Regions from separate parts of the Mus musculus genome. Here region 2 is linked to region 1. The links are chromatin contacts, found by Hi-C or POLR2A ChIA-PET in ENCODE. All regions are on one chromosome and are shown on one strand. Each heading gives the region's core, a stretch centred on a gene start or an enhancer-like site at or near the end of the contact. The rest is flanking DNA. Distances are from core to core; before and after follow the strand shown. Region 1 holds the start of Pik3ap1 (phosphoinositide-3-kinase adaptor protein 1). Region 2 holds the start of Lcor (ligand dependent nuclear receptor corepressor).

What was found. Hi-C counts contacts between places; a loop is a spot of excess contacts on that map. ChIA-PET counts read pairs that join two places held with the same protein, here RNA polymerase II (POLR2A).
Region 2: a loop to region 1 is called in a map of v-Abl transformed pro-B cells, with 3 times the contacts of the local background. The contact joins the promoter of Lcor here to the promoter of Pik3ap1 in region 1. A Hi-C loop is called at or near these places in 1 of 37 maps with a recorded cell type or tissue (v-Abl transformed pro-B cells). POLR2A ChIA-PET finds 5 or more read pairs at or near these places in 1 of 5 experiments (Patski).

The regions. Positions count from the first base shown.
Region 1 is chr19:41,383,417-41,386,647 of GRCm38, reverse strand. It overlaps Pik3ap1 (phosphoinositide-3-kinase adaptor protein 1), which reads left to right and starts at 1,546. Exons shown (of 17, transcript NM_031376.4): 1 at 1,546-1,691. The coding sequence starts at 1,679.
Region 2 is chr19:41,481,233-41,484,463 of GRCm38, reverse strand. It overlaps Lcor (ligand dependent nuclear receptor corepressor), which reads right to left and starts at 1,782. Exons shown (of 8, transcript NM_001370767.1): 1 at 1,681-1,782; 2 at 864-937.

The DNA.
Region 1 (3,231 bases), core at 297-2,796:
TGCTGCCTCAACTCCAACGATGGCATCCATGACAAGGTTCTCAACCCCCAACCCTTTGCATCCTTGCCCTTCTGCCATGACAGGGCTCCCCATCACACAGACACTTCAAGCTCAGGATCTCTAAACTTTAAATCCTCCCGTTAGCATTGCTCTCTAATGGCTTTTATAACATCCGGCTTAACTTTGGCATTTTATAGTCCCTCCTTCTTGGCTCAGGATTCTCAAATTTTCAGTGTCTCAAAAGAGGGGTCTGTCCCTGGATCTCAGATCTAAGGATTTACTGGTCATATGCATTTCTGAGCACATTTTCTGGCCAGAGTTAGCACCAGAGGATAGAGACTCCACAGCAAAAAAGATTGAGCTAACTTTGAGGAACTTAGAGCTGAATACAGGAAGCATCAATTAAAGCCATTCTGGAAAAAATAAAGAAATGTTTTTATAAGCTCAATTAAAGAACTCTAATAGTGTGAAATGGCTATCACGGTGTGTCAGAGTAGGGGCAGAGGCCAAGGATATCCTAAACAGGGGGAATGGCAGGCAGCATGTTCATCTCTGCTTTAGGGACCCTTGGCCTGTGTTAGGTGGAGAAACTATGCCCAAAGATACCCAGACTCAAATCTCTAGGATCTGTGAATTTGCTACATTATAGGACAAGGGTCTGAAGTTGTAGATAGATGTATTGAGGCTGCCATCAAGGGGCCCTTAGATGTCTTTTCCTGGACGATCCGGGCAGTTTAATGTATTCCCTCAGAAGTGGGAAAGGGGCTGGTGACATGGCTCAGGGTAAGGGTGCCTGCTGCCTAGTGTCTAGCCACTTTGATCAGTTTGATTTACCAGAACTCCATGGTGGAAGGAGAGAACAGACTCTGTCCACTCTGTGAACCGAACAACATGTGCATGCACATTCCCACACAAGCACACAAAATAAATAAACTAAGATTTTTTTTTTTTTTTTTAAAGTGGAGGAAGATGGAAGAAAGCCAAAGAGCTCTGATAGTGGAAGTGGAACAATCGTGTGTGGAAGGTTCTTGGCAGTGATAACATCTATCTATCAAAGATTATGCTTAACACCCATGTGCCCTTAGAGGGCCAGATCCAAGGAAATGCAGAAGGGTCACAGGAGGGCACCCAAGGGCAACGCCAAGACCCTAGGGCCAGGTGCTTCTCCTTCCCCTTCCTGCAGGCCTTCCCTATTCTTGGGGGCAGTGTCTCAAGGACAAGTCCCAAGGGACAAGGTGGTTGGGACAGCTGTGCTATGCCTCCCCACTTCAAGTCTGAGACTAGCTAGCCCTACAGTCTGTCTTCCCTCCCCCAGTTCCAGCACCTCAGACTGCTCTTGGGGGACATCGAGGTGGCTGCCTGCTTTCGGGACACACGTGGCACGAGCAGGGGTCGGCGCCGGGAGCTGGCGGCTGGTCGTGTGGACTTCTCACTTCCCCTCCCCAACCGCCGCGCGTGCAGGTGCCACGCGGAGCCCCGCAGGCGGGGCAGACCCTCTGGACACGCCCCCGTGCGAGTCCCCGCTGCCCGGCAGGAGGAAGCGCCAGAGTCGCCACTGTCCTGAGCACAGCTGGACTCTGCTTCTAACCCCGCGCCAGCGACGTCGCCTACCGCGGCTGTGGGCACCGGATACCGTGCTCCGGTGCCAGCCGGGGATGCGAGCTGCTCCCGGGACGGCATGGCAGCCTCAGGTGGGTAGCAGGCGCAGCGCTCTCCAGCTCCCGGCTCCTGGCTCGCGCGCCCCTGGTCCTTGAGGCTCTCTGACACCACCCTCCCAGTCTTGAGACCTGTCTCCCTACTTCTTTAGTCTTTAGTGAGGGGATTTTGTATTCTTTCCGGTCTTTTCTCCAGTCTCTGTCGCAAACTTCCCCTCTGAACTTTCTCACGTTTCCCCTAACCGGTCTGTGCACGATTCTGTCTTGCTCCTGCCTGGGGCTCGACCTATCCCAGTTTCTAAGTCTTCTTTTCTCCCTTCTAGCTGTAAGTTGCCAAGGGTCGCTTTCTCAGCTCTAACTCTGAGTACTCTGAGGACAGTTGATAGGAGGTGGAGGGCGGATTCTGTAAGAAGCCAGATGCTTCTCTTAGGGTCTTATCCAACCAATAGGGGGCGCTCAGGCAGTCTTAGGTGGTCCAGGGACAGCTTCAGAAGCCCCCTTTGTCCACCGCGATTGTATATCTTCTCTGGAATTTTGGTAAAAAACCGAGACCACACTCTAATTTTACTCTTACTCTGTTCTCTATGTAACTTATGTGCCCAGGGGTAATTGGAATTTGGTGGGCAAATCATCAAAAGGTGCCAGAAGTTTCTTCTGGTTGGTCTTGGGTTTCTTTCTAGCTCATGAGCATATGTACACTTGGCAAGTCCTTAGCTCGCTGAGGTTCAGGACAAACCATGTAAGGACAACGTTGAGAGACAGTTAGTGAGCAGCACCTATACACCTCAGTGGCTATAGGCGTAGTAGATTCTTGGTGAGAACCTTGTCGGTCTGGTCTCTGTTCACCACAGAGTTTTGGTGGTGTGAAAGAAAACAGTAACTAAATGAGGAATTGCTAGATGAGAAGAGAGAGTTGCCATGTTTTCGGTTTGGCTGACTTGTGTTTACCTAGCTCCAGCGTGATGCTTTGAGAGAGAATGAAAACCAGATGATAGCATCTCTTGAGAGAGATCGTGTAGCGTGGGCTGGGGGAAGTCAATGCTTGGGAGGGAAGGGAGCAGATGCTAAAGCCAACTGTCTCCAGATCTGCTAAGGTCTAGCCTTGGGTCATGGTACTTTGGAACGAAGGTAGAAAAGGCTTTGATAATACATGCTTATTATTATTATTGAAGGGGCTGGGAGGGTGGTTCATCAATGGCCTGCGGTTCCCTAGCCAGGCTCTATGGGATAAAGCAGCACTGTGGCTCAGGGTCCACTCACTGGACAAACTTTATTGAGTGCTTGCCGTTTCCAGGCACTGTCGTAAGAAGATGAAAGCTGTGTAACTGAGAACAGGGGAGGCAACAGCTCATTGAATAACAAAATCAAGGCAGGTGCATCGGGAAAGTGGACAGGGGAAAGTAGGCAAGCCCTGAAGGAGGGAAGGCAGGGGGTCCTGGGGAGGAGTATGTCCCAGGCAAGGGGTCTATTCTATGTGTTTGAGATACACGGAACAGCTATGGTAGCTGGGTGGATGGAGGGTTTGGGGAGAGTTAAAAATAAGGTGGCTAAGCTCCTGTTTGTCTCCTTTCCTGGA
Region 2 (3,231 bases), core at 533-3,032, 98 kb before region 1:
TAACCTGTATTCAAAAAGGTAAATCACCTCCTCCCCCAAAATTGCTCAGATTTTCATTATTTACCCAAGTATACATTTAAAAATATATACTTTTAACCTCTGGACAACCAAAGTGGTATCAAATATCTTACCGAATTAATTACATTTGGTATTACAGTCTAAGTCTTTAATAAATTCACAATACACATTTTCATAACGAAATACTGCAAAAAATGGCAGTGCTCATTTTCTCTAAGTACAGGTTACCTTATTTTCCACTTTTTTTAAAGTTTTAGTTTTGCTTTTTCATCTATTACCAAAAAAACATCCCTTATGGGACATTGTAAAAGGGCAGACCCTCCTGTCAAGCCAGAAGGCTCCAACACAAAGACTGAGCTAACCAAGTGCTGTAATTCTTCCAAACTGAGGCTCTCCACACCCCCTCCACCCTCCCCCCCCCCCAGCAGATATGTCTATTAAATCAGTGTCTGTTCTCCCCCTCGCACAACAAAGAGAACTTCTCACCGCATGAAATTGCCGCTGAATGGACACCAGAAAGCAGGATTTGCATAATTCCTTCCAACGAAACCCCATCGGGAAAGAGGGGACCCCGGGCCCAAGTGGACGGACAGAATTTCCCAGGTCCGTCTGAGGAAGACCTGAATCCCTAGAACGCGCCCCATCCACACGGGGGGCTGGAATTCCGGGCCTCCCCGAGGACTGGGCGTGGGGGACAGAGGACGACGAGAGGGCATTTCCCCACACATCAGCCGCACCGAAGCAGAGACGGGGAAATAACAATGCTGAGGACATTAGAGTCAGACACAAGGATGGACAGAGGCTAGGGGGCGGCGGGTGGAGCAGACACCACAAGAGCCACTTACTTTTTGGAGGGGGGTTAAATATGTGAGTTAAGCCCTTATGGTCCCGCCGGCCGCCGCACAGAGGGAAACGGGACCTTGGGAGAGAAAAACAGACAAAACACACAGTGTGAGAGGTGCAGCTCGCCTCCCGGCCCCTCCCGGGCGCCCCCCACTCCCGTCCACGCTCCCGCCGCCCGGGGAAGCGCGCCGGTCGCCGGCCGCCGGGGCTCCGCGGAGGGGACCAGGGTGACCCCCCCGCCCGGCTTCCCACCCGGGCCTCCCCGCCGCGCGCGCACGCCAAACACAAATCCGCACACACCGACCCGTGCGTCGAGGACTAACTCCGCAGCCGCCGCTGCCAGCAGAGGAAGTGCAGCCGCTGCCCCCCGCGGCCATGACACCCCACTTGGCTCGCTCAGGCGGACGCGGGGCCTGTGACAGCTCCGGCTCCCTCCGCCCCCATCTCCACCTCACGCCTCGCACACGCCCGAGCGCCGCCGCGCGTGCACGCGTGCACGGGGGCGCGCCGCCGGCGTGGGGGAGGGGCGCGGGGCGAGGGCAGGTGGGGGCGACCCCGTGCGTCCCGGCGCGCTGGCGGCGGCGGCGGCGGGCCCGGCGTCCACAATGCGCCCGCTGGGGGAGAGGCCGCGCGTCCGAGCCCGCCCCGCGAGCCGAGGGGAGGGGCGCCGCGGCGGCGCGCTCGCGCTCCGGGGGGTGGGGGAGGGGGCCGAGCCCGGGAGGGCGCGCGGGGCCGGAGCGCGGCGGACTCTGCCCTGCTCCCTCCCACGCACGGGAGGCCGGCGGCCGGGCGGCCCGGGGCACCGGTGGAGGGCCTCACCTACACAGTGGATGAGCTTGTGGCGCCACGAGTCCAGTTCTTGCCGAAAGCCGCGTCTCTCAACGGAGCATTGCTGCCGCCTACACACCCTCGCCATCTTCTGCCGCCCGCCCGGCCCTGCCTCCGCCGCGGCCCCGCGCACGCCCAGCCGCGTCGCCCGGGGCCGCGCACGCACCCGTGGCCTGGGCGTCGCGCCTCCCGCCGGGGGCGGCGCGGGGGCAAGGCTGCGCTCACCTCCCCGTGGCCCCGTGGCGGCCCGCTCCTCCTCCCGCCCGCCCGCCCGCCCGGCGTCCCCGCGCACCAGCTCTGCGTCCCACGTCCAGTCCCCCCGCCCCGCCCGGAACGGCGTCTTTCTACGCCGGCGCTCGGTCCCCGCGCCGCCCTCGCTCTCCAGGCAGGCCACGGTGGCCCCGGCCCTCCCCGGGGCTTTTGGGTTTTAAACTAGTCCCATCTATCACTTCCTACCTGCCTATCGGCCCGCACCAACTGTTGCAAGTTCCGCACCATTGCTTCTCGCAACTTCTCGGTCGAAACGGCTCCTCCCACGGGGGCGCCGTGCAAGAGCAGAAATAGGAATAAATGCCCGGATGCCCTTGGAGGCATTGAGCCCCGAGGTTTGCAAAGGTGAAGTGGATAATTTTAAGTTTTAAGTTATCGAAATGCTTCGCCGGTATTCATAAGCCCCAATTTAAAAAAAAAAAAAAAAGAAAAGGGTTTTAAGTCAAATAAAAAGCCTAGGGGATCTCTTACTAGCAAGACTGATCATAGTTGAAAGTCTTAAGAGAGCTGAGAAAAAAAAATGTGCTAGTAGAAAATGAATTTCAAACTTTCAAACAACAGCTTAAGAATATGTTGGGAAATATACGCCCAGATCCGTAGTTCAGGAAAGGACTCAGAACATTTTGATGAGAAAGGATTTCCAGGTGCCTTCTGGGATAATTAAACCACCTTGCACAGGGAGCCTTGTTTTGTTTAAACATCACACTATTAATTACTTGATTTATTTGAAAGAGAGGAGAAAGAGCAAGGAGGAAATAGGAAATGAAAAAAACGGAAATGGCTACTTACCAATACAAGCTAGGTGGCCTCTTCCTCACCCTTAGAATTTGAGAGTGCATTCCTTCTAAATATTTAAATGTAAGTATTTCTGTAGGTAAAACAAAATCATCACTTGACCTCAAGGATTCCACTGATGTGTATCAAGTCTGGGTCTTTGAAGGGAGGGCGCTCTGGCGTGGGAACGGGGGTAACTGCCCCTAAGAATGACTTGGTGGGTCTCCTGGATAGGAGTAAGATTACGGGTAGTAGGCACCTTCCATCTCAGAGCCAATTAGATTTCCACAATTCTCAAAGCCCGCACTGTTTCATCGCTTTAGACTACTACACCATCAGCCGACCACGATGGTGCACACCTGGTAATAGCAACAGTTCGGTGGGCTGAGAGGCAGGATTGCAAATGCCAGGCCAGCCTGGGCAACATAATGAGACCGTGTCTCAAAGCAAGACCCCTGGCAAATAAAGTCTTAGGTCAGACTTCGTTGAGTTTCTGTG